2 separate regions of the Homo sapiens genome follow, and region 1 is linked to region 2. Evidence: chromatin loops called from intact Hi-C (ENCODE). Cell type or tissue: Caco-2. All regions are shown on one strand. Each heading gives the region's core, and the rest is flanking DNA. Links, peaks and the distances in the headings are about the cores only.

What was found. Hi-C counts contacts between places; a loop is a spot of excess contacts. Peaks named below come from ENCODE experiments on the same cell type or tissue, not always from the same donor. Only the 100,000 strongest peaks of a DNase experiment are listed, where the experiment ranks them.
Region 1: a loop joins it to region 2, with 4 times the contacts of the local background. A loop is called at or near these places in 4 of 110 quality-filtered maps.

Annotation. Positions count from the first base shown.
Region 1 is chr6:106,603,892-106,611,891 of GRCh38, reverse strand. The region is part of intron 4 of RTN4IP1 (reticulon 4 interacting protein 1); the gene reads left to right. It also overlaps the pseudogene RNU6-527P. Among named protein-coding and RNA genes, the nearest start is that of RTN4IP1, 22 kb to the left of the region's middle. In Caco-2, for the core only: CTCF peaks have their summits at 2,030 and 3,610; a DNase peak (open chromatin) is centred at 1,971.
Region 2 is chr6:106,790,836-106,807,837 of GRCh38, reverse strand. No RefSeq gene overlaps it. Among named protein-coding and RNA genes, the nearest start is that of LINC02532, 12 kb to the right of the region's middle. RefSeq lists enhancers at 2,803-3,563, 8,510-8,804. In Caco-2, for the core only: no CTCF peak of the experiment used is centred there; DNase peaks (open chromatin) are centred at 8,617 and 9,327.

The DNA of each region.
Region 1 (8,000 bases), core at 1-8,000, 190 kb after region 2:
CCCTGGCCACCTTACCAAGATATATAAATAGCTTTGTTTTCTTGGGAAAATGTGTTTAACTTTCTAAACATTTAATTCACACACAAACTCTTCTGTAAATTGGGGGATGTCAACATGCATTACAGAGGCTTAGAAGAAGAGGACACATAAATCTAGGCTATCTTGGTCTCCTTTGATTGATTTGTTTTGTAGCTATATTTTTCCACTTATTCAGATTAAGTTTCTCACTCACTTTAAGACAATAAACCTGGCGTATTATGCTAAGACACTTTGCTATCTTTTATCTGTTTTCCCCGTGATTTAAAAGTCATGTGTGTTTCAGAACCTCCACAAGGCTGAGAAAAAAAGTAGTTTGTGGAGGTGAAAGATGAGATACATTTTCAGCATAATCCTTATTTCTTAAAACCATTTGTTTCTACTGATGGTCGATTTCACCATATTTAAATCATCTTTGTTCATAAGTCATTAGGATTTAATAGATGACACTCTAATCTTATAATGTGGCTTTTTTCACTATAAATCTGGGGCAATTTTGAAGGCCATATATGTCTGTTTCAAAGGTGGAGAAACAAAATATAAGCTTAAATTAGATGGAAAGCACCTGTTCTTTTTCATTGACTCCCAGAGTACACTTCTGTCATCATCATTTTGTAGGTGACAGATCTGAGGGCCAGGGATTCCATTAGAGAGAGAGTTGAAACCTGAACCCGTGACTCTAGATACCCAGCCCTGGCATTCAGAGATTTTTGGGATCAAGTCAGAATATAGAAACTTGAAGATGATTTTCTACTTCTGGATGTCTTGCTGTTTTGTAGCATGTTTCGTGTTTTTGTTTTTTTTTTTGTAAGGCAGCTAAGGGGGTTGGCGCCCTACCTCATAAGATTACAATACTGAAAACTGTGATTGTAGAGGGCTTAGGTGCCCAAATGCCAAATAAAAAGTGACTCAGTCATGGAAAAGAAGCCAACATTGCTTCAGTGCCTTAATGTATGTTTAGGGAGAATTCAGAGATTAGGCAAAAAGGACAGAGCAAGTTAGATTTTAGGGTTTAAGAATGCCTAAGTAATGTAATACTGATTCATATTTTCTCCATATTTAAAAAATATCTGTCACTAGTACAATCCCTTCTGACTTCCAAAGAAGCTCTATATGTGTACTTAAGAAGTAATAGAGGCATGCAATTAAAAACCTTGGCGATTTTGAATAACAGTGCTTTTTTCAAGTAGAGTATTTCTGTACACACTTTATATAAACCAACAAATACAGCACACGTTTCTTCACTATCACAAATAGGCTTCTACTTCAGTGAGATTCGAATATATAGTGTGGCCATTACAGCAAGCTAGGTAAAAAGTATTCCCACTGTGTAGGACTTAAGTGAAGGGCCATTGGGAGGTCAGCAACAGCAGTTGCTTCCCTTTGCATTGAACGTGCTGTGAAGAATACAACAAGAATAATTAGTTGAGCCACAAGACTTCAGACTTTAGAAGACCGACCGGCTTATTGTTGGCTTGAAAATTTATTTTGCCGCCGGGTGCGGTGGCTCACACCTGTAATCCCAGCACTTTGGGAGGCTGAGGTGGGCGGATTGCCTGAGGTCAGGAGTTCGAGACCAGCCTGGCCAACATGGTGAAACCCCATCTCTACTAAATATACAAAAAAATTAGCCAGGTGTGGTGGTGGGCGCCTGTAGTCCCAGCTACTCAGGAGGCTGAGTCAGGAGAATCCCTTGAACACGGGAGGCGGAGGTTGCAGTGAGCTGAGATAGCACCATTGCACTCCAGCCTGGGCGACGGAGTGAGACTCCGTCTCAAAAAAAAAAAATTTATTTTGCCTACTCTCTTTTTGGGGACTTTGAAGAAAGATATGGTTGAAACCTGCACAAAATGTGGAGTTTACAGGACCAGAAAACGATGTGTCCTCAGGGCTCCTTTACAAGCTAACAGCGCTTCATTCATTGGACCTGCTCCTTGCTGCTTTTGCACTTGGGGTCGCCATCAGGTGGCAACACAAAGAATTGAAGCTGCTATTGCAGAACCACTCTTGCTAAGCCCTGCTGTGAAACACAGTTTTGCTTTTTTATTTGAGGGAATGAAGTTGCTTTGGATCAAGAGTTATAGGGAAGAGATGAACTGACAATAATGAGGTCGGAGATGTATTTGGCAGTTGGATCCTGAAGTAGCCATTATATTTAGTATCCAGCATTCACAGAGAGAGAATTAGAAATTATTTTCAAGCTTTTCTTTACTGGAAGAAACTTGAATGCAGTCTTTCAAGTAGCCAGGCGATCCCCTCACTTGAGGTAGTAGCAGTTGTTGCCTTGATTGTAGGACATAATGGTGATTGGATGATTTCTTTTTTTAGAGACAAGGTCTCACTCTGTCACCCAGGCTAGAGTACAGTGGCACAATCATTGCTCACTGCAGCCTCAAACTCCTGGGCTCAAGCCATCCTTCCACCTCAGCACCACCATACCTAGATAATTTATTTTTTATTTTTCGTAGAGATGTGATCTCATGATGTTGCCCAGGCTGATCTTCAACTCCTGGGCTCAAGCAATCCTCCCGCCTCAGCCTCCCAAAGTGCCGGATTACAGGCGTAAGCCACCATGTCTGGCCATGGATGATTTTGAAAGTCAAGAAACTTTGATCAGGCATCTGCTACATCCAGGGCACTGTGGCCAATGCAGGGCATAATATGAAGTCTCTGACCTTAAGAGCTTGCAGAATAAGTTGGGAAGTAGGATGTGTGGCATAGATAACAGGTTCCAGGCTATGTTAAGGGTATTGTAGAGGAAAACTGGGACTTGGTCCTTCAAGGGAAAGGAGACCTCAGCAGGTAATTATAGCATTCTAGAGCCTGGAGGAATGGACCAGTGTGTGTGCAATGTAGGGGGAAGAATTAGGGGAACAGAGTCTCAGAGGAAGAGTTCCATTCAGGAAATAGTGAGAGGAAAAGTTGGAGAGTGCAGGTAATATATTGTGAGGAACTTAAATGAGAATTTGACTAGCAACACTTCTATAAGAATGGACAAAAGTAAGAGGGTGAAATATTTCATGGGGGAATTAATTTTTGAATGTATTTTTGAAGCACTTTTCATACTTTTTTCCCTCATTTAGGAAGACTAAAGCTATGTTTGAATTGTCAGGGCAAAAGGTACTTTACCTCTGCCCTCTGAAGGTTCTATAACTGAGTCTGCTGAAATCAACTGATAATAGATTAATAGGAGAAAAGTTATACACATTATTTATTTCCTTTTAATGTTAGTTGATATGTAATGTACACATTTATGGGGCATAGTGTGATATTTCAATACATGGATACCATGTGTAATGATCAAATCAGAACAATCAGCATATCCTTCAAGTCAAACATTGATTATTTCTTTGTGTTGGGAACATTAAAAATCCTCTCTTTTAGTTTTTTGAAAGTATACAATAAATTATTATTAACTATATTCACCTTGTAGTGCTATAGAGTACTAGAACTTATTCTTCCTATCTAGCTGTAATTTTGTATTTGTTAACCAACCTCACCCTGTTCTTCCCTCCCTGCTACCCTTCCTGGCGACTGATAAACCACAGTTCTACTCACTGCTTCTGTGACTTCAACCTTGTCTAGCTCCCCCTTGAGTGAAAACGTGGTATTTATCTTCTTGTGCCTGACTTATTTCACTTAACATAATGTCCTCCAGGCTCATCCCTGTTGCCACAAATGACAGAATATCATTCTTTCTTTTTTATGGCTGAATAGTATTACCTTGTGTATACATACCACATTTTCTTTACCTGTTTATCTGTTAATGGACATTTAAGTTGATTCCATATCTTGGCTATTGCAAATAGTGTTGTATTAAACATGGGAGTGCAGATATCTCTTTGATATGACTGATTCTCCTTCCTCTGGATAAATACTCAGTAGTAGGATTGCTGGATCTTACGATAGTTTTACTTTTAGGGAAAACTTCATACCGTTTTCCATATTGGCTATACTAACTTATATTCCCACCAAAGGTGTATAAGAGTCCCCTTTTCTCTGCATCTTTTCCAATATTTATTTTTTTTTGTCTTTTTTCTATATGGAACACTTCACAAATTTGCATGTCATTCTTGCTCAGGGACCATGCTAATCTTTGTGTCATTCCAATTTTAGTATATGTGCTGCCTAAGTAAGCCCTGTTTTTTGTCTTTTTGGTAATAACCATTCTAACTAGGGTGAGAGATCTCATTGTGGTTTGAATTTGCATTTCCCTGATTATTAGTGATGTACAGCATATTTTGCCTATGCTTGATCATTTTTCTCTTTTTGAGAAATGTCTGTTCAGATCCTTTGCACGTTTTTAATTGGATTACTAGTTTTTTTGTTGTTGTTGAGTTTTTTGAGTTCCTTATATATTCTGGGTAGTAGTCCCTTGTTGGTTGTAGAGTTTGAATATACTTTCTCCCATTCTACAGGTTGTCTCTTCATTGGTTGTTTCATTTGCTGTACAGAGTTTTTTAGTTTGATATAGTCCTATTTATTAATGTTTTTGCTGCCTGTGCTTTTGAAGTCTTACCTATATCATTTTTGCCCGTATTCCCATATGCTTTCTTCTAATAGTTTTTTTTTGGGTCTTATGTTTAAGTCTTTAATTCATTTTGAGTTGGTTTTTATATATGGTGAGAGATGGGCATCTAGTTTCCATTTTTCTGCATATGGATATCCAATTTTCCCAGCACCATTTATTGAAGAAATTATCCTCTCACCAACATCAATTCTTGTTGCCTTTGTCATAAATCAGTTGGCTATAAATAGGTTGATTTATTTCTGGGTTCTTTATTCTGTTCCATTGGTCTATGTATCTGTTTTTATACCAGTACCATGTTGTTTTGGTTACTGTAGCTTTGTGGTATAGTTTGAAGTCAGGTAGGGTGATGCCTCCTGCTGTTTTATTTTTGTGCATATTGTTTTGGTTATTCAAGGTCTTTTGTGGTTCCATGCAAATTTTAGGATTTAAAAAATTTCTGTGAAGAATGTCATTGATATTTTGATAAGGCTTGAATTAAGTCTGTAGATTGCTTTGGGTGGTTTGTTCATTTTAACAACATTTATTTTTCCAATCCATGAGCATAGGATGTCCATTTTTTTGTGTTCTTTTCTATTTATTTATTTAATTTATATGTATGTTTTTGAGATAGGCTGGTCTTGAACTCCTGAGCTCAAGCGATCCTCCCCCACTTGGCATCCCAAAGTGCTGGGATTAGAGGTGTGAGCCACCGTGCCTAGCCCTCTTTGATTTCTTTTATCAGTGTTTCTAGTTTTCATTATATAAATCTTTCACCTCCTTGGTTAAATTTATTCCTAAGTGGTTTTTTTGTAGCTATTGTAAATGAAATTGATTTCTTTTTCAGCTAGTTCATTGTTGGTATATAGAAATGCCACTGATTTTTAAATTTTTATTTATATTTGTTTATTTAAAAAAATTTCTTTTTGGAGACAGAGTGTTGCTCTGTAACCCAGGCTGGAGGGCAGTGGCACGATCTTAGCTCACTGCAACCTCCGCCTTCCTGGGCTCAAGTGATCCTTCCACCTCAGCCTCCCAAATAGCTAGGACTACAAGCGTGTGCCACTGTGCCCAGCTAATTTTTGTATTTAGTAGAGATAGGTTTTGCTGTGTTGGCCAGGCTGGTCTTGAACTCCTGGACTCAAGCGATCTGCCTGCCTCAGCCTCCTGAAGTGTTGGGATTACAGGCGTGAGCCACTGCTCCTGGCTGCTACGGATTTTTGTATGTTGATTTTGTGCTACTTTAATGAGTTTGTTTATCAATTCTAAGAGGTTTTTGGTGGTCTTTTGTTTTTTCTATATGTAAGATCATGTCATCTGCAAAGAGGGACAATTTGACATCCTCTTTTCCAATTTGGATGCCTTTTATTTCTTTCTCTTGCTTAATTGCTCTGGCTAGTACTTCCAGTACTTTTTCCTGTAGATGTATCTATTGTGTTGTTTGAGTAGAGTGCTTTGGCTTTGTTCCTGGGTGAGCGCAGTAGTGTAGTCTCTGTATGATTTCTTTTTTTTTTTTTTTTTTTTTTTTTTTTGGGACAGAGTCTTGCTCTGTCGCCCAGGCTGGAGTGCAGTGGCGCGATCTCAGCTCACTGCAACCTCTGCCTCCCGGGTTCATGCTATTCTCCTGCCTCAGCCTCCCGAGTAGCTGGGACTACAGGCACCTGCCACCATGCCTGGCTAATTTTTTTGTATTTTTTTTAGTAGAGACAGGATTTCACCATGTTAGCCAGGATGGTCTCGATCTCCTGACCTCGTGATCTGCCCACCTCGGCCTCCCAAAGTGCTGGGATTACAGGCATGAGCCACTGCACCCAGCATCTTTGTATGATTTCTTTGGCTGTAATCACTATCAATCGTGTCAGTAATTCCTCAGTGGCTTACGCTGTAGTTTGTGGAGGCTGTTAGGCACTTTTTTTTTTTTTTTGAGACAGGGTCTCGCTCTGTTGCCAGGCTGGAGTGCAGTGGTGCCATCTCAGCTCACTGCAACCTCCACCTCTTGGGTTCAAACGATTCTCATGCCTCAGCCTCCTGGGACTACAGGAGTGTGCCACCGTGCCCAGCTAATTTTTGTATTTTTAATAGAGACGGGGTTTCACTATGTTGGCCAGGATGTTCTCGATCTCTTGCCCTCATGATCTGCCTGCCTCGGCTTCCCAATGTGCTGGGATTACAGGCATGAGCTACCGCGCTTGGCCTGTTGGGCACTTTTGTTGGACATAGGGGTGCCAGGCAGTCTGGTTCTCAGGTCACTAGGTGACACATACAGCTACATGGCATTCCTGCTGCTGGTGTGGATGGCAGGCTTTGGGTGGACTAGTCCTCAGCACTGTGGTCATTGTGCATGAGGGCCAGCAGTGGTAGTTGTGGGCCCCAGGTGAACTGGTCCTCTAGTCTCTGCACTGCATGCATGGCAGTGTGGCAGCTCTACTACTGGAGGGGTGGGGTCACTGTCAGTGTTGGTGGCAGCAGACCTGGGCAGGTAATAAGGTGCAGGTGCATGGAAGTCACACAAGGTACAAACCTCAAAGAAGGGCCAAATGGGTGATGCCTACATACCCTCTTCATAGGGTGGAGGGAAGGGGAGTATGTAGGCAATTTTAGAGGAAGAGCAAATTATTTTGAGGGGAGATGAATGGGCCCAAAGAACAGACAGTAGCCTAGGACAAAATTCATCTGGGCTGTGTGTGTGGCACCTACTCTAGTCTTCTTTCATGTGAGTTAATCTTCTGTGTTTGGTGAGATTATAGGGAGGGGGCCCAAGAAAATAGCATTCCTTCTGAGGGAACTTCAGAGAAATCGTCCCTTTGCACTTCAGGAGAGACAAAGGGAAGGGATGAGAGACCGTGGCCGGGATGGTGAGAGAAGGTCAGAGAGACCTTCGTTCTGAGGCTGCTTCTTTACTTCAAAGTACTCAGCATGTCAAAGTGACATACTCTGGGGTATTGTTTTCTGAACCCTAACAGGATCTTTAAAATTTCTTCTAGTCTTTATAATTTTGGAAATTATAAATCCTTCTAGAAGGAACACAATTTGGAAGGAGACTTGGCTTAATTACATTTAATGGTTTTAATTTCAAAGGGAACAACTGGCTCAAAAATTTTAGTAGTAACTGTTAAGCTATAAATAAGGGTGACAAACAGCCTTCTATGATTTGGGCAAGATAGAAAAAAATGAAATGAAACTAGGGTGAAGGTTATAGATAGAATGCGTGTTCCAAGATTTGGTGTACTTACTAGAGATAGGTGGCAAAATTCCCTGCACTTTCCAGCAGCCAAGGCAGTAGGGACCCACACTAGCAGTTACTCAATTTACGGTGATGTTAAATAGGACAGATACTGCCACCACTTAGTGTTCAGAAAAGTGTTTTTTTTGTAGGCCGTCATAAAGAGAATTCTCATGAATTCTGTCAACAATATCCCCTTAGCTAATACAGTATCAGATATCAAACAATCACTTT
Region 2 (17,002 bases), core at 3,798-11,797:
CTCCTGGGTTCAAGCAATCCTCCTGCCTTGGACTCCCAAGGTGCTTGGATTACAGGTGTTAGCCACTGTGCTTGGACATGGAATTCTTTAAGTAAAAGGCATGGTTGAACATTATGGCATCAGAGAGGTAGTGGTGTGGGTTTTGTGATCAGTGGCAATCCTCTAGTGGGAGTGAGCTGAAGCTAAGCCCAATCTCTCCTCTGTCTCATTTGGAAATAACTTCTTTCCCCAACTATTAAACTAAAATATGTTACAGTCACAACTTGCTCTGATTCTTTAAATAAACCAAAAATGTTGACTATTGGAGTTTTGTTTCTCCTGTAATAATTATTTTTTGGCAAATTCGTATAGGGGTATGGTACATTCTTTAACTGTGTGTTTGATTTCCACAGTACATTCATAAAAAGGTCATTTCTTTGCAAAAATATTCCAGAGCTTTATTAGTTTTCCCAAGGATTCAGCTCAATCCTTTGATATTCAAATGATGTCTTTTGAAGCACATATCTTGTCATCACCCTGGAATTTTCTCATCTCCAGTTGTTAACCGGTATAACTTTCCCAGATTCTCATTTGTCAATGGCTTCCAGTGTCTGATTTGAGCAATTTGCCAATAACACTTTCACCTACTTTATAAAAAATTTGTATTTCCCAAGATTTGCCATTATTTGCATTTGTGCATGTATACTATGCAAAACAGCTGACAAAGAGCATAACTCATTATTACTGAAGGGGTAATGGCTACTGTTAAAAGGGAGGAAGGGGTGGCAGAGTAGAGATGAAATAGAAAAGTGGTCAACTCCTTTAGTGAATATTTTTACGTTACACTGACTTTTGCTTTCTCTGGGTAATGTTATAACTGAAACTTAGGTAGGAATGCTCATATTGTGTCCGGAATTGGTGGGTTCTTGGTCTCACTAACTTCAAGAATGAAGCTGTGGACCCTTGCGGTGAGCGTTACAGCTCTTAAGGTGGCGCGTCTGGAGTTTGTTCCTTCTGATATTCGGATGTGTTCAGAGTTTCTTCCTTGTGGTGGGTTCGTGGTCTCGCTGGCTCAGGAGTGAAGCTGCAGACCTTCGTGGTGAGCGTTACAGCTCTTAAGGCGGCATGTCTGGAGTTGTTCACTCCTCCCGGTGGGCTCGTTGTCTCGCTGGCTTCAGGAGTGAAGCTGCAGACCTTTGTGGTGAGTGTTACAGCTCATAAAAGCAGTGTGGACCCAAAGAGTGAGCAGTAGCAAGATTTATTGCAAAGAGCAAAAGAACAAAGCTTCCACAGCGTGGAAGGGGACCCCAGCGGGTTGCCACTGCTGGCTCAGGCAGCCTGCTTTTATTCTCTTATCTGGTCCCACCCACATCCTGCTGATTGGTAGAGCCGAGTGGTCTGTTTTGACAGGGTGCTGATTGGTGCGTTTACAAACCTTGAGCTAGACACAGAGTGCTGATTGGTGTATTTACAATCCTTGAGCTAGACATAAAGGTTCTCTAAGGCCCCACCAGAGCAGCTAGATACAGAGTGTCAACTGGTGCACTCACAAACCCTGAGCTAGACACAGGGTGCTGATTGGTGTGTTTACAATCCCTGAGCTAGACATAAAGACTCTCCACCTCCCCACCAGACTCAGGAGTCCAGCTGGCTTCACCCAGTGGGTCCCGCACCGGGGCTGCAGGTGGAGCTGCCTGCCAGTCCTGCGCCATGCACTCGCACTCCTCAGCCCGTGGGCAGTTGATGGGACTGGGTGCCATGGAGCAGGGGGCGTCATTCGTGGGGGAGGCTCGGGCTGCACAGGAACCCGCGGAGGTGGGGGGAAGGCTCAGGCATGGCGGGCTGCAGTCCCTACGCCTGCCCCGCGGGAAGGCAGCTAAGGCCCGGTGAGAAATCGAGCACAGCGCCGGTGGGCTGGCACTGCTGGGGGACCCAGTACACCCTCAGCAGCCGTTGGCCCGGGTGCTAAGCGCCTCACTGCCCGGTGCAGGCCGGCCGCTCCGAGTGCAGGGTCCACCAAGCCCATGCCCACCCAGAACTCCAGCTGGCCCGCAAGAACTGCGTGCTGCCCCAGTTCCCGCTGGCGCCTCTCCCTCCACACCTCCCTGCAAGCTGAGGGAGCCGGCTCTGGCCTTGGCCGGCCCAGAAAGGGGCTCCCACAGTGCAGCGGCGGGCCAAAGGGCTCCTCAAGTGCCGCCAAAGTGGGAACCCAGGGAGAGGAGGCGCTGAGAGCAAGCGAGGGCTCTGAGGACTGCCAGCACGCTGTCACCTCTCAATATCATAAGGGCCATGAGAAGGTATCCAGTCAATAATTTAGATAAGGAAGAGTAAATAGGTTTCACCTAGTGTACCAACTCTGATTGGTTGATAGTAGCTGACTAAAGTATTATGTTGAGAAGGATGCTGAGGCTCTTTCTGGCCTTAACTAGGGAAGAGCACTATGATTGATTACTGATGCCTGTTGGAATGTTGAAGAGGTAAGTGACAGTCTCTGTGCTACATAGCTGACATAGCTTATAATATATATTCAGCAAGTGCCAATTTTTCTCTCTTATAATGTGGCAGCATTGAGAGGGATATAAAAATGGAAAAATATGATCATTTCTCAGAAGGAGTTCACAGTCTGAGGAAAGAGAAAGAAGCCAGAGTTGGTTGAATCATCTGGTGGTGACTGCTTGGCCGTTGGGCCAGCCAGATGGTCAAAAAGAAGCCTAGTGGTTACTGGGGACATATATGACATTTTTGTTGTGATGATGTTTGCATCTCTCTGCTGCCCTGCAGTTATGGAACTGTAGATATAAAACAAGGAAGTAGGATAAGGCAGAAATGTTACCTCTTGTGATAGCTCTGGAGTCAGACAGATTTGGGTTTAATTCTAGCCCCAATATTTATTGTGTGTTATTGGAAAAGTTGCTAAGTCTCTGTAGACCATAGTTTCCTCATCCACAAAATGGGCATAATTACAGCAGCTGCTACATTAGATTGTTTTAAGGGCTGTGTGTGTGCAGCAATTTCCTCCTTCCTAAAATGGGTATGGCTATTTCTCTCCCGGAAAAGAAGTGTGCCGTATAGTTAAGGTAATGCATGCAAAGTGCTAGGAGCTTGCCTGTCACCTAACCGTGGGGTCACCATGGAGCCACAGAGGGAATTTACAAATGCAAAAGAAGCTGATTGGCCACTGGGGTTAATGCTCAGGATTCTCGGCTCTGTCCTTCCTGTTTCTCTCCAGGAATGCGGTAGTTGTTCAAGCAATAATACTCCCATCTCCATTAATTATCTTAAAAGCTAATCAGAAGATACCAGGAAATGCAGCATTCTCTGCGTGCCTAACCTTTGCTGAACTCTTAAATGCTTTTGTTTGAGAGAAAGTTGTATTAACTCAAATCTATTCAGTCTTCCAGTTTCTACCTTCTCTGTTTCACCAGAGAGTATAATTATTCTCCAGCCTGGGAGGGAGCACTTGAAAAAAGCTGGGAGAGGGGGATGGGGAATAGGGAGACTGAGGGAGAGGGTTAGTTATTTAATAGTCTGAAAGTCAATGGAATGTTTGTTTTACCATCTCATTTTGAGATTTTTCTTGTTGACATGAAGAGTTAGATTTTTTGAGGATGAAACAACAAAATTATTTAGAAGCAAAGGAGAGCAAAGACTGAGCAGGCCACGATTTAGAATATTAGCAATGACTTTTGAAGTCAGAAGGGTAGTAAGATAAATGAAGGTAGTAAGATGACTGCCTTTGTAAATCTGGCTCACTTGCAATTCTGTCTTAAACTGTGAGAACATCAGTTATGCAGCAGAGTTGAAGGCACTGGAAGGGAGTAAGGCCTTGGGCCCATGGAAGCAATGGTATCAGGTTTAACTGTCTTCTGGGCTCTTGAGGCCAATAGACCTGGCACCTACCAGTCTGGGCTCTGCCACTTTCTAGTTGTATGACATTGAGCTATATCTCTCAAAGCTTTAGTCTCCTTGACATAATAATGGTGCTATTAGTCAAGCCAGGCTAAGCCATGCTGCTATATTTCCACTCAATAATGAATAATTAATTGTAAATTCATTCAGCATTTTAGAGTTTACTATCTGAATTTCAGGAAATAATCCAAACCAGGATTCAAGCACAGGTTTGTCTACTCAAAATCCCTTTGTTGTTGTATTACATCTCACTGATCTTACAGAGGAAGTCATAGGTACCATAAACAGCTGCTGCTCAACCAGACTGAAGGCAAAGTAATTATCTTGGATAGTTCTGGTGCAGCCTTTTTGGAAAAATAAACAAAAGAAAATTTACTTATGTGACATATCCTACCAAGCACAATTTCTGGAAAGTGCTCATTACCCTTTGCTAATTGGAAAAAAAAAATCATTTTTTTTTTTTACATTGCTTAGACTTATTTTGCATAATCTAGACTCATATGGGCCTTGGGCTTGTAAAGATAAAGGCTGAGAATGTATAAGAGCACCTAAGTGGGAGGGGCACCTGGGTTCTTTCGGTCATGCAGCAGAAGCCTGGCCCTCTTCCTCTGCACCCTGCATTACTATCTAAACCCTCTCACTGTGGCCACAGGGGCCATTGCCTAGTGAGTAGAAGTGGGCACTGATCTGGCTATAGTATTGCTAAGCCAGATCTTAGCTACCCAACCCTTCTCAGCTCTTCTTTTTGCCTAACCTGCTCCAAGGCAGTGCTTTTTAGACTTTAATGTTTGTGCAGAGCTTCCAGGGATCTCGTTAAAGTGCAGATTCTGATTCAGCAGGTCTGGATTTGGGTCTGAGATTCTGAAATTGTATCAGGCTCCTGGGAGGTGCCAATGCAGCTGGTCCTCAGACCACATTTTGATTACAAAATAACATTTATCAGCTTTTCAATCCAGAGCAAATGGAGCATCTTGAAGTCTTACAGTTCTAAAAGAGACTTTAAAAAAATAATAATATAATGGCGCCAGGTGTGGTGGCTTATGTCTATAATCCCAGCACTTTGGGAGGCTAAGGTGGGTGGATCACTTGAGCCCAGGAGTTTGAGATGGGCTCGAGTGGGCAACATGATGAAACCCTGTCTCTACAAAAAATACCAAAAATTAGGAGGGTGTGGTGGTACACACTTGTCCCAGTTACTCGGGAGGCTGAGGTGAGAGGATTGCTTGAGCCTGGGAAGTCAAGGCTGCAGTGAGCCGTGATTGCACCACTGCACTCCAGCCTGGGCAATAGAGCAAGACCCTGTCTTAAAAAAAAAATAATAATACAATAATGAATTCTACCAGCCATGCACAAATAATTTACTTAAATAGTCTACTCTTTAAAGATACTCTTCTCCTCAGAGAGTGTCAGTGTACTGTGTCCTGTGCAGTCAGAGTCAGCTGCCATGCCAGGATTTTTTGCTGGACTCTTTTACCCTGTGTTTTATTTCCACATGTGCTTATATCAGTTTTTGCCTAGTGCTTCAAATGTAGGTCTCTTAGAGAGCAGTGCCTCTAATCTGATCTCCACGTTAACCCTCGGCTGCTGATGGATGGAAAATGAGCCTGGCGGAGCACTATGAGATGAAGGGCTGGTATTCTTCTGTCTGCCACTCACCGTGAGCTCTGGCCTTGGCAGCTGCCTGCAGTTGTAAAGTCTGGCTCATGAAACCATGGTTTCCTGACCAGGTCCCCTTTCCTTCACACTGGAAACAAGCTTCATCCAGCACCTGACGGGGCAGGATCTATTCACAGCTTCCTCTATCTGGTTGCTTCTGTGAGGCCATGGGCTTCAGCTGACAGCAGGCGCTCTGGAACTTTAGCCCCCCGGGTTTTCCATATTTTTGTTTCCTTCCCAGCAGAAGGCAGGAGGGCTGGATCAAGCAACCACTGTCCTACTCCTGTCAGTCAGACATTAACATCCCTTCACAGGCTAGTATGAGAAGTTCTTTTACCCACGTCCCCTTGTCCCCTCCACTTCCCCCCAGCTGTGAATAGCTGAAAGGCAGCCAGAAGTTAGAAGCCCCTCACAGAGAAATCTGCAAGATTGCTTTATGGACGTTACCCAGGTGTTACTTTCTTACTGAGTCTCAGAGCTGTAATCAAATGCCTTCTGATGATATTCATCGTGCAGATTCGGGAAGCTTTGTGGGTCTCACTGGTATCCCACAAAGGGATGGTAAAGGAAGGGTATGAAATGAATGTGCCATTTGGTCTTTATCCCCCTTGCTCGCATCTGGGTGCCATGGCAACCACCTCACTCTGGAGAGGGGTCTACCAGGGGCCTTCCTATACGTCAGCCACAGCCTTGAAGGGCTGCTTCAGGGACAAGACAATTTTAAAAGAGTTTCCCATCAATCACCAAGACCTGTCATTTTCTTCTTCAAAATGCTTTTTGCATGCAGCTCCTCCCCCGCTTTGCCCGCTTGCTGGCATCTCGATCCAGCCCTCTCACCCGCACCCCCTCTTCCTGTGCCTTGAGGCCTGCGCTCCTTCTGCACATGCTTGTAAGAAAGAGCTCCCTAAAGCATTGCTCTCCTTGGGCCGTTCCTCCACTTGGAAATCTAAAATAGCTTCACATTGCCTTGGAGATCCAGCAAGAATACTCCTGCTTGTTTCCAGGCGCTCTGCAATCTGGTGTTCCCATTGTCATTCACTTCCCATCTCTTCAGTGGTGGCTTGGGTCAGCCTGCCTTCCCTGCTCTCCTCTCCTTGAGGCGGGAATTCCAGGCCCAGGGGTGTTTCCTCACCCCGGTTTTGTTCTTCAGATACTCTCAAAGCACCTTTTCCTTGTCCTTCCTAGTGCCCTGCACAGCTGTCATGAATGTATGGGTTTCATAGGATTTTGTTTATTGTCTGGCCTCCTCAACACACTGGAGCCCTCGGAGGGCAAGGACGCTGTATGAATCTGCTTAAGGCCACCATGACAAATTCCACAGACCAGGGGGCTTTAACAGTAGAAATTAATTTTCTTGCAGTTCTGGAGGTGGGTAGTCTCAGATCAAAGGCTCAAGAAGCACGTTTGGCTTCTCCTGAGGTCTCTCTCTTTGGCTTGCAGGTGGCCTTTTCTCTGGTGTCTCTTTGTGTCTCCAAATCTCCTCTTATGATCACACCAGTTAGATTGGGTTAGGGCCGACACTAAAGGCCTCATTTTAATTTCACTGCCTCTTTAAAGGCCTTATCTCCAAATGCAGTCACATTCTGAGGTACTGGGTGATTTGGGCTTCAACATATGAATTTTGAGGAGACATAATTCGGCCCATAAGAGGCTCAATCCTCTCTGGCTCATGTACCTGCAGCACAGGTACATGTCTGGACATGGAAGGTAGGACTCAGCACAGGTTTGTGCCCGGAATGATGCCTGTCTCTGAGGTGTCCTGCTCCTCACCCGCCAGTCCTTCCAGGCTCAGGTCCAGCCCTGCCCCACATGAAAGCCCTTCTTAAGCCCTGGGCGACTTTCTTCTCAGAATTTCTCCAGTTTGCACATATGCAGTCTCATCTTGCTAACTCTTTCAGGAGTTTTAGCTTTGACCCCTTAACTAGCATAGACCACTGGGCTGTTCCTCCCACAGATCAGCCAACAAAGGGGCTGCTCTCAAACAAACTCCCCTCCCCCACGTGAATGATGCTTTTTCCCTTTGGAAGGATCTGGATCCATCATTGATTAAAATCTTCACGAGGAGGTCTTTGAGGGAGGACGGCCAGTTCCAGGGAGTGGCCCCTCTCAAAATCACCTGGCCTTCCGGAGTGAGCTGGAATCGAAGCTGAGAGTTTGGGTACTTGAATCCACAAACTATTAGGTTGGTGCAAAAGTAAATGTGGTTTTTGCATTAAGAGCAATGGCAAAGATGGCAATTACTTCTGTACCAACTTAATATGTTTCTTTTGTCCTAGAAATAATCACAGACCAAGATGAGAAACACAATCTGCTCATCAGCCTTTCCCAAATAATGGATTGAAACATTTTACTAGCTCAAAGCATTTCAAATCTGTATGGAGATTTTGTTTGGTTTCTAACCATTATTCTCTTGCCAGGCTGGGGAGCAAGTCTTCTGAGATTTAAAGAGTTAAGACTGGTTATGTCTACACATCCCCGGATAACTTAATTATTGACCCAGCTTGTAAATCATTCATAGCTTTCCAGAGATATCTATATACTTCTGCTGGCAGCAAATGAAATCCTGGGCTATTTGTGGAATGGTGGTTGGGGTCAGGGAGAGTGTGAAAAATTAAGAATAACAACACTTCCTTTCCTTCCTGAACTTTAATTGCCCCTTTAAATAAAGCCAAGGCTTTCTTCCTTTGCCACCTTCTCAGAGCACCTCAGTTAACTGCCAAGAAGGCTCTGGTTTCACTTGCCATTCTCCATGTCATGCCACTCAAGGATACTAGGTGACTTTGGTTTCATTTAGGAGTGAAGTCGCTGGGATCAGCCGTCTTGCCTGGAGTCCCCCTGGGTTACAGCCAGGGCTTTAGGAATGCAACATCTTACATTTTAGGTAACTCTTCTAATCCTGTCCCTAAGGGGCTGGATAAGAAATGATGGCTTTCAGCTGGCCTGCCAGTGAGGCATCTAGGCGGGTTTGTGGTTAACCAAGGCCACACACCCAGTGAGCAACAAGATGGGGTTTAATGGTAGCTGTGTCTGGTGGGGGCCACACCTCTGTGGTGTCTGGTGTCAGCCAGGCCTGCGTACTTTCAAATCAGAGGAGAGGTCCGGTCAGGGTTCCCAGGCTGCAGGGTCAGGTCCAACGCCTGTGAAAACAGACACCCAAATAATCAAAGACCTGCATTCCTGTGTCTAAATAGCAGCTAATCCTCACTCCTTTGAAGGAGCAGAAACCACAGGTGACAGTGAAGCCGTCAGTAGAATCAGCCACCTGGTTTGTTTGTCCCCAAGTCCTATAGTTCTCGGAGCCCAAAGGAACCTTAATAGCGTCTCAGTCCATTTTACAGACAAGAAAAATACAGGGTCAGAACACTTTTATTGCAAATTAATACAACCTGGAAAAAGGCTATTTTATTCAAACCAGAAAAGAAATTAATGTCAAGAGACTTTTTTTTTTTTTTTTTGGAGTTTCGCTCTTGTCAGCCAGGCTGGAGTGCAGCGGCGCAATCTCGGCTCACCGCAACCTCTGTCTCCCGGGTTTAAGTGATTCTCCTGTCTCAGCTTCCCAAATAGCTGGGATTACAGGCGCCCGCCACCACACCTGGCTAATTTTTGTATTTTTAGTAGAGATGGGGTTTCACTATGTTGGCTGGTCTCAAACTCCTGAACTCAGGTGATCCACTCACTTCGGGCTCCCAAAGTGCTGGGATTACGGGCATGAGCCACGGTGTCCGGCCGCAAGAGACTTTTTAAGGTAAACAGTTGAATATTTTAAATGCCAAAAGCTGATGTCGTAATTTATTAAAGCCAGAGGCAAATCTTTCTCAACTTGTTCAGTCAACACAGTCCAGTTTCTAGTCAGTTTCAGCTGAGTGTGTCTGGAAGCACATTTTCCCTCTGGGGAAAACTACTGGCCTAGCTGGGCCGCTCCTTAGGGCTTTAGAGTTGTCTCTTTGTTTTCCTTGAATGTGTAGTGGCTCATTGGTGTGGGGTGGGGAGGAATTCAGACGAGGAGATCTGCAGGGGAATTTTCAATAAGCTTTGAGTGTTTTATAGGCATCCTTGCAGACCACACTATAAGATGTGGCTTTGTGACCACCCATCCCCTTACAGAGGCTTCTAAGAGGCTGAGATTTCAAAATCAAACTTCACAGGCAGGCGGACTCAAAGCCTCGCATCAACCAGCCACACACCACCTTTCTCAACAACCTCATTTTGCACCTTTGGAGAACATCTGTTAGAATCAAGCAAACCCTTTTCCCAAATTCTACTCTTGCTTGTTACCATTTCTGGCCAGTTGTTTTTACATGTTATTTTATTTAATATTCATAAAAATCCTACAAGGTAGGTTTTATCATCTCCAATTTTCATATGAGGAAACTCAAGCTCTGCACAGGTGAGCAGCTTTCTCAAGCTGCATAATTAGTAGCATCACCAGTGTTGTCTTCATTCCATGATGCCATTTAGCAAAGCACAGTACCCTATAATTTTTAAAAAGACTCTCTTGACCCTAGTGTAGAACTCTGTTTGGATAAACAGATGACCAGAGAATGTGGCTTGTATCAGGAGACTTCACACTGCAATTTTAGAGTCCTGTACCTGTAACCTGTGTGTGCGTATGTGTATACACATTACTATTGCCATTTCTTCTTCTCATCAGTTTCCCACCAGGATGAAGTCTTTGTCTGGCTTGAGGATGAAGTCTCTATCTGAAGGCTGCAGAGCTTTGTCTGTTTGCTGGGGAGAGCTGTGGGCCTTTGAAGTATACCTCTGTGCTGAATTGTTTTGGGGCAGGGGTAGGCTTGTGGGGTAAGGGGAGAATCTTGTTTACTCACACTCACAGTCCCAGAGACTGTGCATCTTGCCCTGGCTCAACCAGTTCACAGAGGCCTGGATGAGCTTTATGCAAGAGAGGTCTTTATGGAAACACAGACGAAAAAAGCTGCCTGAACACATGCCAGAAATGCCACTTCAGGCTGTTAGGTTCTTGCTCTTCTCTCTCTGTGCGCCTTTTTGGCTTTGAGTAATTTGAAGGGGCTCCAAACCCCAGTTCCTTACCAGGCCTCTTTCCCCCACCAGTTTCAATGCTTCTGCCAAACTGAAAAGGTGAGCCCAGCAACCCTCTTTCCTCAAGCAGTCCTGCTCCATCCCAGCTACATTCTAGGTCAGGACACTAAAAACCCACCCCAGAGTGGATGTACAAGAACAATATTTTACTCAACATTTTGGCTTTTTAAAATTAAACTTAGATGAAAACTGGCTTTACAGATGTTGGAACACTGGTGTGGCCCTAAGAGCTGGCTTAGTTGGGGTTTATGAGGCTTATATGAGATGATGTTTTCCCATGCCTGAGTTAGGGTGTAGTCTTTACATGAGGGAAAAAATTCTTCTATCTGACCGTGCTGCAAATGATCTAACACTAAGTCTATTGTTCACACTGTCAAAATTAAGAAATATAATTGTATTCATGTTGGGATTTATAATTTATTATTTTATTGTTATTTTTGTTTGTCACATTTATTAATTCAAGTTTTATGTTGCCTCATCTTAACTTTAAAATGTGCTGTTGCTGGGCACAGTGGCTCACGCCTGTAATCCCAGCACTTTGGGAGGCCAATGCGGGTGGATCATCTGAGGTCAGGAGTTCGAGACTAGCCTGGTCAACATGGTGAAACCCCGTCTCTACTAAAAATACAAAAAAAATTAGTGCGCCATGGTGCTGGGCGCCTGTAATCCTAGCTACTCTGGAGGCTGAGGCAGGAGAATCGCTTGAACCCTCCGCCGGGAGGTGGAGGTTGCAGTGAGCCAAGATTGCGCCATTGCACTCCAGCCCGGGCAACAAGAGTGAAACTCTGTCCCAAAAAGACAAACTAACAAAAAATAACAAAAAATGTCCTGTTTAATAACTCATACTTACTCTCTTACGATAAGGAAATCATACGTCAACCAACAAAAGATGGTTGAAAGGTGAGTTGTTGTTTTTTTTATTTTTGTTTTTTTAGGAATGTGTGGCCGTATATTCATTTGAGCCTCTGAATTGGGCTCCCTATCCCTGGTTTTGGTGTAAATTAAGTTCCCTTATCACTGTCTGGCAGAGAGGGAGCTAAATGGAATAAAGATGGGAATGTCTGCTGGCTTCCTCCCTTTCCCAGATAACCAAAAACTCACGCTATAATGGTCTGCCAAATTTCCTCCCTTCTTTCCTCTCCCAAAGAGGACGTGTTTTTATTCCCTTTTTAATCACGGGGAGAGAGGCAATATCAACGACTATAGTCAAAGGATAGACATAAGAGAGGAAGTAAAGAGAGGAAAATGCAAGTGCGGAGCTCAGCCTAGAGAAAGCCTTCGGGAAATTGTGATGAGGGACACCTCAGAACAAATGCAGCACATATGAGTGAAATGGGTGCAGAAGAAAGGGAAATTCATAAGTGTTGCTGTATGCTCTATGTTTGCCTTCTCTTTGTGGTTTCCCAGAATCTCAAAATAAATAATTTGAGTCTTTGAAATTCCTTCTTGTGTCAGGCTGTATTCCTTGACTACCATCTTGAGACTGAACTATTTGGATCCTGCCTTTATACAGGTTATACCCCAGAAATATTCCTGTGTCCCCGCTTTTCTGAGGCTTTCTACTTCGCCCCATTCAGAGGTACAATATTATATTTCATGGCATCAGGATTTGGCTATCCTGCAGTAGATCACAGTAATTTGGATGGGTCTACAATAAGTCTAGACACAGTTCACCTCAGGGGTCACTTAATTAACCTGATGAATCCAAGAGGAACTGTTTTATTACCATGAATGAGAAATTTTCCAATTGGAGTTTGTTTAAATAATGAGGACATGTGGAATATATTCTAATTGTATTGGCTAGCTAATATCTATTAGATGAGCTTCAAAATATTTCAGGTTTGGGGGCTCGGCATGGTGGCTCATGCCTGCAATCCCAGCACTTTGGGAGGCTGAGGCAGGTGGATCACCTGAGGTCAGGAGTTTGAGACCAGCCTGGCCAACATGGCAAAACCCTGTCTCTACCAAAAATACAAAAATTAGCCAGGCATGGTGGCACATGCCTGTAATCCCAGCTACTTGGGAGGCTGAGGCAGGAGAGTCGCTTGAACCTGGGAGGCGGAGGTTACAGTGAGCGGAGATCGTGCCACTGCACTCCAGCCCGGGCGACAGAGCAAGACTCCATCTCAAAAACAAACAAACAACCCCAAATATTTCAGGTTTGTTCCATCCTCCTGTCCAGAGAATCCTAAGAAGCCTACGCTTGTCTTGTAGAAATGTAGTTAGAATTGTCTTTTAGAGGGAACAGTGATTTTGCTGGTGGCCTTTCAAATTGAATTTTTTATTAGAAGAATCTCCAATGCCATAAGCTGTCAAAAAGATGTGGCAGCATGTTTATCTATAACAGACATATCTTCAGTCATTTTTTCTCTGTGTGTTTAACTCGAGAAGTTGTATTATTTATGACTTTCAAAAATGTATTCTTGGGCAATGTTCACAGCTCAGTCGCCAAGAACATTCGTGGAGTCCCAGAGAGGTGTTCTGCTTCCCTGAGCTGCCAAAGCCTCAGAGTTGGGACTTCTCTCCCAGCCTTGTGGAAATGGTATGCTCTTAATTTCGGGGCAACTTACTAACATTTCATGATCATCCAGTTTTTCCTTTCATCCTCTCATTCACTGTTCAGATGTTTGTCACCCCAGCAAGCGGTTTGTGAATGACAAGTCTTAAGTCATGGATAAACTGGAGGCTTATTTGTGGTGGTTATAGTTTCCCTACTTCTTTTTGGACAGGAGATAGAAATTTATCTGTATTTCCTAATGTTTTCTCTGCACTCTTTTAACGATATAACTGAATTTTGTCTGTGCAAGGCCTCATGCTCCAATTCTTTGGCTTTCTCCATTATCCCTAGCATTTCCCCCTCCTACTTTCCCAACTCATCTCCTGGGGTTATATATAGCTGGGGTTATATATAGCTAGGGTTATGTTACATTTTTACCAGTCCCTCCAAAGGTCACCTAATCCAGGAAGACTCCCCTGATGACCTTAGTTTGGGTTAAAGGGATTATGCTTTTTTCCAGACTTCTTCGATGCTTATTTTGTATTCTGTGTATAACTCACTTCCCCCACCAGGTTGCAGGCTCTAGAGAGTGGTGTCTGGATGTCACCTATTCTCTTTCTCACTGGGAAGCACCATCCAGGTAGTCAAACGCAGGCGGTGACTTTGGTAGGAGCTGGGGCTGCAAGGTCCAGCCAAGATCAAGGGAGGTGACAGGGCCTGAAGGATCAAGTGAAGCCAGAGTCCACAAGGAGGACAAAGGATCAAATGCCAGGGTGTATATGGGTAGATGTGAAATCCAGGGGGCCCAAAGGCAGGGATTTGAGTCAGGTCTTCAGAACTTAGAGTCTGGAGTTTGGGAAATAAAATAAAAGTGAAAGGAGATTGGGATCAAGGCTCTGGAGGGAGGAAGGAAAATGCCTCAGCAATTTTCTTGAACCATCCTCAGTGTGTTGGAGTCCAGTTGTGGGGTAATGCATAGGACAGAGAGGTAAACAATGCATAGTTGGTTGAATAAATAAATGCTTAGACATTTACAAAGATGCTTCCTATTTGAAGAATAGGCAGGATATTTGAGTGTAAGAATTGAAGGTCAAAGTCACCTAGGATTTGTTTTCCAGGGCAGAGAATATATATTTCTGTGCACCCCCAAAGGGTATTTTAATTTCTTACTCATCATTCACCCCTTCAATCAATATGCAGTTAAAACTTGATCTTCTGTTCAATCAACAAATACAAAATTCAGTTGGTTATAGTGCCTCTGAGAAGTAATCACTACATAATTCTGTATCATTCAGGGTTTGATCAAAGATGCAGAACCAGTGTAAGTGATATAGAATAATGGATGGCAGAGTCCTAGTTTTGCCATGAGGGAGCTGGGGGGAGGCGATCTATGCCCATCATTGCCCCTGTGGTGTCTACTGTTGACCTGAAGTCCTATGGGTCAGATAGAGAGACAGTTGGAATGGGAGCTGGGTGTGGATAAGAAGAAGGACAAACACGACACCACAAAGACGAAATGGAACCCACGAAGATAATTAGAAACCACGAAGACAGACCAACTGGAACCAGGTATCCCTCTCCCATCCACTCCAGCCTCAATTCTGCATGACCTGCTGGAGAAGCTGGAGCCCTTCGCCATGGAGCTGCACTATCACCTGGCCCAGGACTCAGAGAAACAGATGGAGGAGATCTGGCAGGAGCTGGAGGAGCTGTGGGTCTGGGCACACACACCACATCAGTGACAACGTTTGCCAGCTGCCACAGCACCTGCTGCCCTGCTGCTACATTCAGGGCATAGGAAATATGGCCACTGCTCCATGCCCACCTTCCAAGTCTGATGGAAAATATGTCTTGTCGCCAACCATAACCTAGAACTACACAGGGAAGGGAATTCTTGAAAACACAGGTTTTGTTAAGCTCAGTTGTCATGGTACAAAGCCACCACAGTCTATTCCTTGTAAACTTGGCATTCACACGCACTTCTTTTAACCATGTTTAACTTCCCAATAAAGACAATAGCAACATTATGCTTTTGCCTAACATGATGCAACTCTCCTTGCACTGCCTAAAACATGATATTCTCTTCTGCAAAGAGGTTTTAAGTCTCTCTATCTATCTTTGGGTGATGTTAATCCTCCTGTAGCCAAGTCACATTTCCCCTTTGCTATTCTGTAACTTAAATACTGAGATACAGGTTAATTACCATGAACACATCTTATGTTAGATGGTAGGTGACTAAGAGAAGGTAATTACCTTCTTTAGACAATCAAATATTTTTGACCAAAGCTAGACTCAGTAAAACTTTTATTTTGAATTAAATTATGAACCTACAAACCTGAGGACTTCTTTCCTGAGAGCTTAGGTTGGCTATTTCATCTGTTTTTAATGCTGTCAAATTTATCCTGAGAGGAGTCAGGCACCTCAGCCAAGCCTAAACTGTGATCCTGCAATGTAGCTTGGTCTATCTGATGAGCTTATATGTGGTGAACCCCCTGTGCATCTGTTTATCCAGGAAAACCAAAATTGTGCTGAAGAAGCTTTGAACAAGATCGCACCACTGCACTCCAGCCTGGGTGACAGAGCAGGACTCCATCTCAAAAAAAAAAAAAAAAAAAAAAAGAAGCTTTGAACAGAGGCCCCAGGGGGACACAGGTTTAGAGATTAGGAGGAAAGACAATGTCTGCCCAGCCCAGTCCCAGGGTTTGGATCTGACCTTCGAAAACAAGGCAACTGCAGTCAGAACGGGTAGGGGATGTATGGTTTGGGCAGATGCAATCTGCTTTGGGTCTCATGTGGCCAAATGCAACATAGAGCTGGGGAATGGGCAGTCTCCCCATTTCTTACAGAACATCCTGTGTAATTGACACACACTGTAGCTCCATTTGGCATACCTGACGTGTCTCAGCTTCGCGGGAACGTGGAGGTAGTATCCTGGGCAGGAGGGCACAGGCCTTTAGGAGATTGATGACAAAGGGGCAGCCCCTGGCCTCCCTGGTGGCTTGCAGGAAGCAACAACGTCAAACAGGCTGGAGTGGGAAAACATGTCTGAGATTTCTCTGAGACACTTCGTGGGGACTAAAAATAACCGGGGGGCAAGGATAAAGGAGGGGCAAGAAGGGAGGTGAGGAAGCACAAGGACCTCGGTGCTGATGGAACCGTTCTGTATCGTGATTGTGGTGGTGGTCACACGCATCTACACAGGCGATAAAATGGTACAGGGACACACACACACAAACACACACACAAATGACAGCATGCAAAACTGATGAACTCTGTGGGTTGCACCAGTATCAATGTTCTGATTTTGTACTGGATGTTAGCATTGAGGGAAACTAAAAGTACACAGGACATTAAGTCAAGGAAAAACAATAATAGTAATTATTATTTTAATTAGTTAATAATTTAATTAATAACTAAAAATATTAATTCTATTAATATTTACTGAAAGCTAACAATACGTTAGGTCCTTCACTTTTTTTTCCTGTTTAATCCTTACGACACTCTTATGAAATAGATGTTGGTATTACCTATTTTTATAGACAAGGAAATTGAGTCCAAGTCATGTGAAGGTCACTCAACTAGGCTGTCTGAGTCAGAGCCCGGACTTCTAACATTGAAGTCCTCAAGGAAAAGGTTTAGATTGCAGTGACATGGGGGATAGGGTGGAATACAAAATTCAGCACGAAGGACTTCTGAGCAGTTCTGTGCGGGAGTGAGTGGAGCTTGCTGGCCGGGTGAAGTGCTCCACAGTGGGGCAGTTCTCAGAGCAGACTGGACAGACACGATCTGTCACGGCCCTGTCTTTTGGTTCCAGGCTACATCCACCTCTTAAATGACTTGGGCTTTCTCATCTGTACAAAGGGGAAAATAAGTTTTATCTCATGGGTTGTTGATAGAATTGCA